Regions from separate parts of the Homo sapiens genome. Here all the other regions are linked to region 3. The links are chromatin contacts, found by Hi-C or POLR2A ChIA-PET in ENCODE. All regions are on one chromosome and are shown on one strand. Each heading gives the region's core, a stretch centred on a gene start or an enhancer-like site at or near the end of the contact. The rest is flanking DNA. Distances are from core to core; before and after follow the strand shown. Region 1 overlaps CDC42BPA (CDC42 binding protein kinase alpha). Region 2 holds the start of LINC01641 (long intergenic non-protein coding RNA 1641). Region 3 has its middle 37 kb from the start of LINC01641.

Region 1 (3,833 bases), core at 331-2,830, 58 kb after region 3:
CAACTATACAACTGCAAAGGTAGCTTTGGTTTAGCAGCGCTTACCCGCTCTTCTGATGTTCAAGTTGATACTTGTAAATGCAAAGAAATGCCGTGTGTGCGTGTGTGTAAATTCTCATAGCTTTTGGAGTACAAGAGGTTTTTGGTTACATGGATGAATTGTATAGTGGTGAAGTCCAAGATTTTAGTACACTCGTCACCTGAGTACTGTACATTTTACCCAATATATAGTTTTTTATCCCTTACCCCCTTTCTTCCTTCTCCCTTCTGAGTCTCCACCTCCATTATACTACTCTGTCTGCCTTTGTGTACCCATAGCTTAGCTCCCACTTATAAGTGAGAACATACGGTATTTGGTTTTCCATTCCTGAGTTACTTCACTTAGAATAATGGCCTCCAGCTCCATCCAAGTTGTTGCAAAAGACATTATTTTGTTCTTTTTATGGCTGAGTAGTATTCCATGGTATGTGTGTATATATATACCATATATTCTTTATCCCTACATTGGTTGATGGGCACTTAGGTTGGTTCCATATCTTTACAATTGTGAATTGTGTTGCAATAAACATATGTGTGCAGGTGTGTTTTTGATGTAATGACTTATTTTCCTTTGAGTAGATACCCAGCAGTGGGATTGCTGGATCAAATGGTAGATATACTTTTAGTTCTTTAAAAAATCTCCATACAGTTTTCCATAGAGGTTGTACTAACTTACGTTCCCAGTAGCAGTCTATAAGTGTTCGCTTTTCACCACATCCACAGCAACATCTGTTGTTTTTGACTTTTTAATAATGAGAGGTGCCTTATATTAAATGAAATTCCTCTTGTAATGAATTTCAACTTCTCCTAGAGAAAATCCCTTGAAAATCTAAAGAACTGACCAGCTCTTCCCTACATGTCTGTTTTAGGGCAAGGTTAAGAGAAGTTTGTTTCAGGGGATTGCTGAACTGTAGGACTCTGAGAAAACTGGTCCGCTTTCTAACTACTCCTGAGTCAGGTTTTCAGAGGACGAGAATGACGTCTTTATTTACTTTAACATTATGACTCTTTACATTCAGATGCATATTGAAAAACACACCCCAAAAGAAATTATTATTGAATTATGTAATACTTTGCTTCCTTGTATGAGAAATCATTCTGTTTAGTTTGTTGACTACTTCTGTTGCTCAAGGTCGTTTTTATTTTCCAGACTGTGGGTCATTTATTTTGTTCATGATTGCATACCTAAAAATTTATCTTGCATTTTATCTAAAGGGAAAAACATCAAAATAGTAGCAAAGCCATAAAAAATTTACATAATAAATCTGTAATCATTTTAGTTTCTAAATTTAATGTCTTTGCTGAGAATCAATAGAATTTAAAGCAGATATTAATCAGTGTATCTAGATAACATTATATATTTACAGCTTAAAATAGGGTTAGGATGAAATATTTATGACAGTTTAGTATATTTTGTTTTCAATTAGGTGTATTACTAAAAAACATGTAAACCATTCCATTTAAAAAAAGAAGTAAAAGGAGATGATGTAATATAACTAGTATTTGGAAATGACAAAGGAATTTTCCCTCCAGCTGTAGAAGTATTTCCTTTGCAACAGTGTTTCTCATTTATGTTTCAGTTCTCAGATATACAAAGATGATTGCTGTGAGAGGGCATTAGTTTTTTAACAGACAATTAAATTCAGTTTTTGAAAACCCTAATTGTTTAGTGTTCGTCAACCCTAAGAATTTTTACATAAAGCTGCTTAAATATTAGTTAAAAAGTCAAGTTTCATTTTCTTTCCAAAATTCTCTGCACATGGCTCAAACTGTATTTGAGTCTGAATTTCTTTTGAAAATCCAGTAAGCTTTATGAAGAAATGCCAAGAAAATGTTTAGTTCAAATTTACTCTTCTTTCATAGAATGACTTTCACTTTAACTGTTTCACTTGATTTCTATTTATGCTACTCTACAGCTGTCCATTTGTGAAAGTTACCAGCCTCTAGAATGTAAAGAGCTATATATGATTCTATTCTAGCATATTGAGGTGAAGTTATAGATGAGCAGTGTGTTTTGTTCAGCTTAGTTTTGATTAATTTTCCTTTTTTATGGATATTGAATTATCTTTATAATTCAGTGAAAAGGCAGTGTTTGAGATATTTCATGTGCTTTCTTCTCTGTAAAGTTCTCAGTTTTTGTCACTGAAACCTATAAGCCACTGAGCGGCTGCTGTCTGTATCTGCTTATGCCAGATAGTCCTTGGCTTTCATTTGCCAGAATGCAGCAAGCTTTTTGTTATATAGCTTCAAATGGCTTTTTTCCTTAAAAGAAGCATGTTTTTGCTGGAGAAGTATGAATCTATATTAACAGTTGATTATAAAGGACAAAACTCTGGGACAGCCAAATGGAAGTGATGCGTAGGGCAAGGTTTAGGGTAAGGGAGTAGAGGGGGAGGATTTCCATGCCCTCCTTAATTTTCTTCTGAGTTTTTAGGTTATAGCACCAACATACTAATGACACTAGCTTGTTTATATACATGTTTAGCCAAATTATGAAAAGTAAAAGAAACTATTTACCTGAGGATATTATTACAAAAAAAATGCCTCAAGTTGAGTAAGGGCAATTATAATAGTGGTTGAATTTCTGGTACTATTTTGTCATAATTTCACTTGTTATTTTTTATGTGTTTGTGTATATTTCTTGGATGTGCTTTAACTGTTGCTTGTCTTCAGTACCTTGGCAATATATATGAATTTGGAATTGTGGCACGACTCTGGGGAGGGAGGTATTCTGGAAAATGCCATATGTGTGAAATTTTTACCTACTACACTGAGAAAGAGAGATTTTTTTTGAGACAGATAAAAAAAAACATTGTATATAGTCACACTGCTTTTTCTCAGTCTGCTTTCTTTTGGTGTATGTATATATTTATGTATGTATATATTATGTATATATATGTATATATATGTATATATGTGTGTGTGTGTGTATATGTATATATACACACACACACACATAAAACAAAATTTGCCATTTTAGCCCCTTTAAAGTGTATTATTTGGTGGTGTCAATTACATTTCAAAATGTATAACATCACCACTATTTCAAAAACCTTTTCATCACCTCAAGCAGAAGCTCTGTATCCATTAACCAACAACTCTACATTCTCTCCTTTCCCCAGTTTGTGGTAACTTCTGATCTACTTTCTGTCTCTCTGAATTTCTACATATTGTAGATATTTTGTATAAGTGGAATCATTTAATATTATTTTGTGTCTGGCATATTTCATTTAGCATGCTATTCGTAAGGTTCATTCATGTGGCATTATGTGTCAGAACTTCATTCCTGTTTATGGCTGAATAATATTCCATTGTATGGCTATACCACATTCTGTTTATCTGTTCATTTGTTGATGGATACTTGCGTTGTTTCCACCTTTTGGTTATTATGAATAATGCTGCAGTGAACATTGGCATACAAGTATCTGTTTGAGTCCCTATTTTTAACTCTTTTGCATATATGCTTAGGAGTGATATTTCTGGGTCATATAGTAATTCTATGTTTAACTTTTTGAGGAACTGCCAAACTGTTTTTCAAAGCAGTGGTACCGTCATACATTCCCACCAGCAATGTATGAAGGTTGAGTTTTGCTACATGCTTGCTAACATTTGGTACTTTCTGTTTTTTGATTAGTCATTTTAGTAGGTATGAAGTGGTAGGTGGTTCATTGTGGCTTTGATCTACTTCCTTAATAATTACTGATAACGAGCAGCTTTTCATGTGCTTATTGGCAATTTGTATATCTTCTTTGGAGAAATGTCTGATTAACCCTTTGCCCACTTTAAAAGATAGAC
Region 2 (4,093 bases), core at 463-2,962, 36 kb before region 3:
GATCACTTGAGGCCAGGAGTTCGAGACCAGCCTTCCCAACATGGCAAAACACCGTCTCTACTGAAAATACAAAAATTAGTTGGGCGTGGTGGCACACGCCTGTAATCTCAGCTACTCAAGAGGCTGAGGCAGGAGAATTGTTTAAACTCAAGATCACGCCACTGCCCTCAAGCCTGGCAACAGAGTGAGACTATGTCCCCCCCAAAAATATTAATTGAAATATTAATTGAATATTGATTGAATATTAATTGAATTATCACTACTTGAAGCCAGAGGCAAGGCAGGCTTCTCCTACTCTAGAAAGGAAAAAGAAGAGGAATATTTAATAATTTAGATGTTCTTAGAATATGGAATTGTTAAGTATGCAAGTTAACACTATGAGGACAACTACTAAAATAAATAAGATACCATGTCTGGCTCCTAAAGTAACAGCAGAAGAAAAAAGGACTATAGAAAATGTTTTCAACACAAGAGAAGGAAGGAAAAAGGAAAAAATAAGCAAAGAATGATAAACATAAGATGAAAAAATAAGAAAATTAAAAATAAGTTGAAACATTATCATTAGCCTCAGCAACCATAAACGTGTTAAACATTGACTTTCAAAAAGAGATTATCAGAATGATTTTTTTTTTCCAGACAGAGTCTCGCTCTGTCACACAGGTTGGAGTGCAATGGCATGATCTAGGCTCACTGCAACCTCCAGTCCATCAGGATCAAGCGATTCTTCTGCCTCAGCCTCCCAAGTAGCTGAGATTACAGGCACACGCCACCACACCTGTATTTTCAGTACAGACAGGGTTTCACTATGTTGGTCAGGCTGGTCTCAAACTCCTGACCTCAAGTGATTCACCCGCCTTGGCCTCCCAAGTGAGAATGAATTTTTTAAAACCCCAAATCCGTCCAGGCGTGGTGGCTAACACCTGTAATCCCAACACTTTGGGAAGACGAAGTGGGCAGATCACCAGAGGTCAGGAGTTCAAGACCAGAGACCAGCCTGGTCAACATGTTGAAACTCCGTCTCTACTAAAAATACAAAAATCAGCTGGGTGTGGTGACACATGCCTGTGGTCCCAGCTACTCAGGAGGCTGAGGCATGAGAATAGCGTGAACCCAGGAGGCGGAGGTTGCAGTGAGCCGAGATTGTGCCATTGCACTCCAGCCTGGGAGACAGGAGTGAAACGCCACCTCAAAAAAAAAAAAAAAAAAATGCATTGAATACACCTAACTTACCAAACATCACAGCTTAGCTTAGCCTAAATTAAATGTGCTCAGAACACATACATTAGCCTACCATTGGACAAAACCATCTAATACAAAGCCTATTTTTCAATATCTTGTGTAATTTATTGAATACTGTACCGAAAGTGAAAAATTGAATAGTTGCATGGTTACTTGAAGTATAGTTTCTACTGAATTGCTTTTAAAGCATTGTATAGTTGAAAAATTGTAAGTTGAACCATCGTTATCAGTATAGGCAGGGCCGTGCTCCCTCTGAAGGTGCTAGGAAAGGAATTACTCCATGCCTCTCTCACAACTTCTGGCAGCTTCAGATGTTCCTCACCTTGTAGGTGCACCACTCCAAGCCTGTCTTTACATGATGTTTTCCCTGTGTGTCTTCACATCATCTTCCTCTGTGTCTATGTCTGTGTCCATATTTCCCTCTTCTTTTAAGGACACCAGTCTTGTTGGATTAGAGGCCCACCCTACTCCACTATGACCTCATCTGAACTTAGCTAATTGCATCTGCAATGACCCCGTTGCCAAATAAAGTCACATTCTGAAGTACTGGAGATTGAAACTTAAACCTATCTTTGGGCAGGGGGCACAATTTGACCCATAACAGAAGGAGGCATCAGTAAAAATAAGGGCAGAAAAGGCTGAAATAGAAACCAAAGTCATAAAATAGAGTAAATAAATACAAATGAAAGTTAGTTTTAAGAAAAAAATCCGGTTTGATTACCCAATCTTTAATAAGACTGATAAAGAAACAAAAGAGCACAAATAAACTATATTAGGAATCATAAAGAGATACAATTGCACCCACAGATATATAAAATCACAGATCATTGCACTATAAAAAAGAATACTTATTTATTTATTTATTTATTTATTTATTTATTATTTTTGGAGATGGAGTCTCATTCTGTTGCCCAGGCTGGGTGCAGTGGTGCCATCATAACTCACTGAAGCCTCGAAATCCCAGGCTCAAGCAATCTGCCTGCCTCAGTCTCCCAAGGAGCTGAAACTACAGGCATGTACTAGCATGCCTGGTCAATTTTTTAAAAATGTTTTTGGAGAGATGGGGTGGGGGGGCGGGTCTTACTATGTTGCCCAGGCTGGTCTTGAACTCCTGACCTCAAGCCATCCTTCCACCTCAGCCTCTCAAAGTTCTGGGATTACGGATGTGAGCCATCATGCCCAACCGATATTTATTTTTAAAGCAAATTCTACAGATCTTCGAGGGAATAGCACTTAAGACTATTTTTAAAACTTGGATGGGTAGGTGATCACATATCTCTATTTATAATAGCTATGTGTCTTCTCTTAGCTATATTGGATTTTTTTTTTTTTTTTTGAGACAGAGTCTCACTCTGTCACCCAAGCTGGAATGCGGTGGCGTGATCTCGGCTAACTGCAACCTCTGCCTCCCGGGTTCAAGCGATTCTCCTGCCTCAGCCTCCCATGTAGCTGGAATTACAGGCACCCGCCACGCCTGGCTAATTTTTGCAGTTTTAGTAGAAATGGAGTTTCACCATGTTGGCCAGGCTAGTCTCAAACCCCTGACCTCAGGTGATCCGTCCGCCTCACCCTCCCAAAGTGCTGGGATTACAGGCATGAGCCACTGCACCTGGCTATATTGGATCTTATTTTCAGGATTTTAGAGAAAAAAAGGAAGAACTAAGAAATGTGCCCTTAGCTAGTAGGAAGCTGTGGGGTTAGAAAAACAATTACTAGGAACTTTTAATGCTAACCATTAAGTAAATATTTTAGTATATTTGAACACACAGAGCATATATTTTTACCTACTCAAATGTTTCTATGTGGATATGAAAATATATACACAAGAAAATGATAATGGAGCTACTGACAGATGCTTTGGTACAGCTGCAAAATGCAAATATTTCTCTATGTATATTCATGTTCGCTCCAGAGATAAAGATCGACAAACCTGCTGAGCTGGTATTTTATGCACTATTTTTCTGTCTGCTTTTTAACAAGGGGCTCCACATTCCACATACGATCTACATTTCATTTTAACTCCCAAGTTCTTGGCTTTACTCTTTTCATGTCAGCTTTATCCTTTTAACCACCTGTTCGATAGTGATTTCTCAGCTTCAAATTCTAGCTTGCTTTTCTTCCCCCTCAGAAATGTCCTGTAATTTTATTTATTGTTTCCTGAAGTGTGGCACTTGCTCATAATTTCATGAATGACAGCCTTTTCCCAAAGGGAACCAAAATAGTAGTTATTCTCCAGCTCCACTTCACAACCATATTTAAATGCAAATACAATCACTTCCATTCTATCTGCTTTGCTTCTCATATCTGATCTAAACTATCAAGACATTACCAAAATCTAGCTTTTGTTTTTTGTGATGGTGACTTTTCATTTTTATATACACGTTTTTGGGGTTGTTCAAGAATTATATAATGCCCAGGTACAAGTTATAAGATAGCTGTACTATGGCTACACTTCATTATTAAGTAGACTATTTGATTTCCTCTACACTTATCAATCTATCCCTGTGCTTTTGCTTTTATTGGTCTCCCGGCCTGGACATTTAGTTCCTCTTTGCTTCTGTTACCCAATTGATAAAGACAGTGGGGCCTGGAGCCTGACTTACCTAAGATCACACAGTTAATTAGGACATAACTGAGCCTAGAGATAATCTCTGGACTCCTGGTCCCCTGGGATCTTTCCACCGCACCCCACTGCTTTCTTCAAGGTTTAGTTCAAATAATGCCTATCTAAGAAGTCTTCTTGAAACCTTCAAACAGAAGTAATCTGTCCTTTCGTTCAGCACCTGCATGCTTGAATTGCAGCCCCTCGGATGCTTATCCCTTTATTTATTTGTTTGTTTGTTTGTTTGTTTGT
Region 3 (3,809 bases), core at 280-2,779:
GGGATAAAATGGTCTTTGTAAGGGAGCCACAGAAGCTTACGCTTGGAGATGCCAACCTAAGAAGTTGGGGCATCATTTTCCAGATTGCAGGACATGTCCTAAATCAGCTACCACTCTATGGTGTTGCATCCCCATTGGGAAGAATACTTGGGTCTAGGAAACAGGGTGAAAATAGAAGTGGCTGTGCTTATCATCACTGTCAGTGACTATTAGGAATGTGTGATTTCTGTCCTTGCAGCTTTGTACTCTGTGGGTTTACAGGTTTTATATTCTAAAGGAAAACACACTAGGGGACACAGCAGTAGTCCCATTAACTTAATTTTTTTTTGAGACAAAGTTTCCCTCTTTTGCCCAGGATGGAGTGCAGTGGTACAATCTGGGCTCACTGCAACCTCTACCTCCCAAGTTCAAGCGATTCTCCTGCCTCAGCCTCCCAGGTAGCTGGGATTACAGGTGCGCACCACCATGCCCAGCTAATTTTTTGTGTTTTTAGTTGAGATGGGGTTTCACCAAGTTGGCCAGGCTGGTCTCGAGCTCCTAACCTCAAGTGATCTGCCTGCCTCGGCCTCCCAAAGTGCTGAGATAACAAGCGTGACCCACTGCGCCCGGCCAGTCCCATTAAATTTTATAGCTACTGCCTAATTACTTTAGGTTTCTTGTTATAAGAGACAAGAAAAAAGGAGTCACCATTCTGGGAATGTGTCATATTGGGGATTCAGCAGGGGTCATTGACTCTGATCACTAAGAGGAAGTAAAACTGCTGATATACAATAGTGCCAGGAAAGGTATATAATATTTGGCACCCGGGACATCTCCAGGAGAATCTCCTTGTACTCCCTTTACCAATTTTGATGGCAAATTGCCAAGTGCCATGGTTGCAGCCTGAGAAGGACGTGACAACCAGGGTCTCAGACCCATCAAAGATGAGGGTCTAGGTCACCCCAGCAGCTAAGCCACCGAAACCAACAGAGATGATAGCCAAGGGTGAAGGGACTCTAGAACGGGTAGAAGAGTGAGATAATCAGCTGGCCTCTCAGGATCCATTGCTGTAGTGACAGAGCTGTGGTTTTTCCTGCCAATCCTCTCCTTAAATTTCCCAGAAAAAGAACCAGTCAGAATCTTGGAGGAACTATTTGCAAAGACTAATTTACAAAAAAAAAAAAAAATCCAAGCAGCGGAAAAGGGTGGACTGTAGTTAATACTATGCACTGCCCAGAACTTCCCTGCAGGACTGAGATACCATTTCCCCAGCTGTCGGAAGTGTTGGCCGAAGGGCTTTCAGCTGAGTCACTCTCCAGGAAATGTTCTCAGTCCCTCGCCCAAGGACATTCCCTGCCTGGGGTCAGTCTCCAGCCACTGACTGAGGGAGGCAGTATAAAGGCCCATCCCCCTTTGCACCAAGGTGGGACAAGATGGGCTATCCAGAGCTCCCCTCTGACTGCAGCCTGGCTTTGTTCCAGCTGCTCCCCAGTTCAGCTCTTCCCTCTTTTCAATCCTATCTCCTTCCATGCCCATTAGTGCTGACTCATAAGACACACCCCAGTAAACCTCCAGCAGGCAAATCTGTCTCAGAGTCTGTCTCAGGGGACCTGACCTAAGAAAACGTTATCAATTTACTGTAATTTATAAGTTAAATAATGTAAGACACAACATAAGGAAAGAGTCATCTGATAATTCACAAAGGAAATTGCAGAGGAACTGGATGAATAGTGCTATTAGATAATAAGAGTGTTGTTGGGTTAATCTTTACAGATAGAGGAAGATTCCCTGTTGAGACTGTGTCCAGAGGCGAATCAGAATGACGGATAAATGAAATAGAAGGTTTGGGCAAAGAGAATAATATCAGGCAATGTTCTGTGAGAGGCAACTTATCAGACACATCTTGTACGGCATCTTCCATCCGCTCAGCTCACCTTTTTACTCTAGCCATTGATGTGGCTGGTGTCAGTGGGGACAGGTGGGGCTAGCTTACAGCAGTATCCTAATCACTAAGAACTTCACCAGCAATGAAGTGCAGGTGAGGCCGGCAGCAGCTTACCTCAGCTGTATCACATTTTTCTCCACTGATCTCACTTCCTGCCCTATTGGCTGGCTATAGGAACTGTTCAGCCACTGTCACACAGTGGCTGTGCAAACCTGGCAGGGAGTTTCATTTCCTGGGGCAACGCTTGACCAGTGGGAGATGGTCACAATTTACATGACCATAGAGCGTTCCCAGAGGGATGGAGCCCCAGTTGCACATGATAATGGCCAGCTTAATAGCAGGCCCTTGGATTGCTTTCTCTCCTGTTTTACTCTTCTACTCCCTCATTCCTATTCTTCTGGATCACTTCCCAAAATAAATTACTTGCATACAAACCCTTATCATGGAATCTTTTTTTTTTTTTTTTGAGATGGAGTCCTGCTCTGTCGCCCAGGCTGGAGTGCAGTGGCACAATCTCAGCTCACTGCAACCTCCACCTCCTGGGTTCAAGTGATTCTTTTGCCTCAGCCTCCCGAGTAGCTGGGATTACAGGCACACACCACCATGCCTGGCTAATTTTTGTGTATTTTTAGTAAAGACAGGGTTTCGCCCTGTTGGCCAGGCTGGTCTCGAACACCTGACCTCAGGTGATCCACCCGCCTCGGCCTCCCAAAGTGCTAGGATTACAGGTGTGAGCCACCGCACCCAGCCATGGAATCTACTTGTTAAGGAAACTCAGGCTAAGACAGTTGTACCGAAGTGACCCTAAAAAGGAAACTTTCAGGGTCCTTTAACAGTCCTTATCACAGATAAGAACCCGTGACTGGTGTTAAGTGGTTAATTACTACCGGTTTACAGCAGCATCCTAATCCCTAAGAATTCACCCAGTGATGGACGAAGGTGAGACGCCGGTGAATGCTGAAGCGTTGTATTATGTCATAGTAATGGTCCTTGAACAGCCTGGTAACAATGTGTATTATATGAATGTGGAGTTGGCTGGGTCTTGTTAACAGAATTAGAAACCTTGAAAAAGAAAATGATAGGCTCAGGTTAGTCAACTATCAACTCAAGGCATGCTGTCTTAAGACATGCCTTCATGGAGGCATTTTAAAGGGCTCTTGTCTTCTGTAACTGGGGCCCAGGACAGCAGTGCTACAACGGATAATGATTGCACAACTTTGATGGGTCTCCCAGGGTTACACTCTGGGACATAGAAAGGGGGCATTGGAGTGGATGAACCAGAGAATCTTGAGGCCCCGGGCCCTCCTGAACTGTCGAGGTTAGCAGAAGTAGCTCACTATCTCACACTGGCGGAGAGGAGCCTCTCCTCTCCAAAAGACCCTTCAAAAACCTCGCCTGAGGCTGTTGCCTCACAAAATGGTGAGTGTCCTTTTTAGGACCCATGCCTGGCTCCCTTCATTGCCTCAAGAGCTGGCTAATATGAACCGGCAGGAAATGAGAAGGTGTACAGACAGGTGGATCTTGAGGGAGGTGGGCTAGAGAGGGTAGCATCTAAGGCTGGGTAGGTGAGAGTTCATTGATATAAGAGCATCCTCCTACGATGAGGAGTTTCACATACTAGCAAGGACATCTGAGCCAGTCCCAGGATGTGCTGGGATTGCTCCCTAAAAATTGAACATGATGGTGACCTGCAGTAAGGCCAGAGGTACTCCAGCTGTCTTGCGGAGTTCTGAGGAAGAGGTTAGAAAGCTTGGGGAGATGGAAATATAGGAATGGATTTATTATGTGATACAGAGAACCTGTTCCCTAAGCATGTGGTCTAAGGAATATCCCTTCCATGGAAGCAATAAGGATGAGCTGCTGAGAGGGGTGCACACATCTTTGA

The links. Hi-C counts contacts between places; a loop is a spot of excess contacts on that map. ChIA-PET counts read pairs that join two places held with the same protein, here RNA polymerase II (POLR2A). Pooled maps may share reads with other maps.
Region 1: a loop to region 3 is called in a pooled map, with 5 times the contacts of the local background. The contact joins two enhancer-like sites. A Hi-C loop is called at or near these places in 3 of 50 pooled maps. POLR2A ChIA-PET finds 5 or more read pairs at or near these places in 3 of 52 experiments (MCF 10A, activated CD4-positive, alpha-beta T cell and activated CD8-positive, alpha-beta memory T cell).
Region 2: a loop to region 3 is called in a map of K562, with 4 times the contacts of the local background. The contact joins the promoter of LINC01641 here to the enhancer-like site in region 3. A Hi-C loop is called at or near these places in 5 of 168 maps with a recorded cell type or tissue (K562, PC-3, breast epithelium and 2 more) and 2 of 50 pooled maps. POLR2A ChIA-PET finds 5 or more read pairs at or near these places in 6 of 52 experiments (BJ, K562, MCF 10A and 3 more).

The regions. Positions count from the first base shown.
Region 1 is chr1:227,297,103-227,300,935 of GRCh38, reverse strand. The region is part of intron 1 of CDC42BPA (CDC42 binding protein kinase alpha); the gene reads left to right. Among named protein-coding and RNA genes, the nearest start is that of CDC42BPA, 19 kb to the left of the region's middle. Within about 2 kb of position 1,580, at least 2 of the 41 ENCODE cell types and tissues checked have a DNase peak (open chromatin) inside an H3K27ac peak, as active enhancers do.
Region 2 is chr1:227,391,173-227,395,265 of GRCh38, reverse strand. LINC01641 (long intergenic non-protein coding RNA 1641) reads right to left here and starts at 1,712. Exons shown (of 4, transcript NR_187381.1): 1 at 1,562-1,712.
Region 3 is chr1:227,355,056-227,358,864 of GRCh38, reverse strand. No RefSeq gene overlaps it. Among named protein-coding and RNA genes, the nearest start is that of LINC01641, 37 kb to the left of the region's middle. RefSeq lists enhancers at 1,526-2,209, 2,210-2,895. Within about 2 kb of position 1,529, at least 20 of the 41 ENCODE cell types and tissues checked have a DNase peak (open chromatin) inside an H3K27ac peak, as active enhancers do; they include PC-3, PC-9, endothelial cell of umbilical vein and 1 more, where a contact is called at or near this core.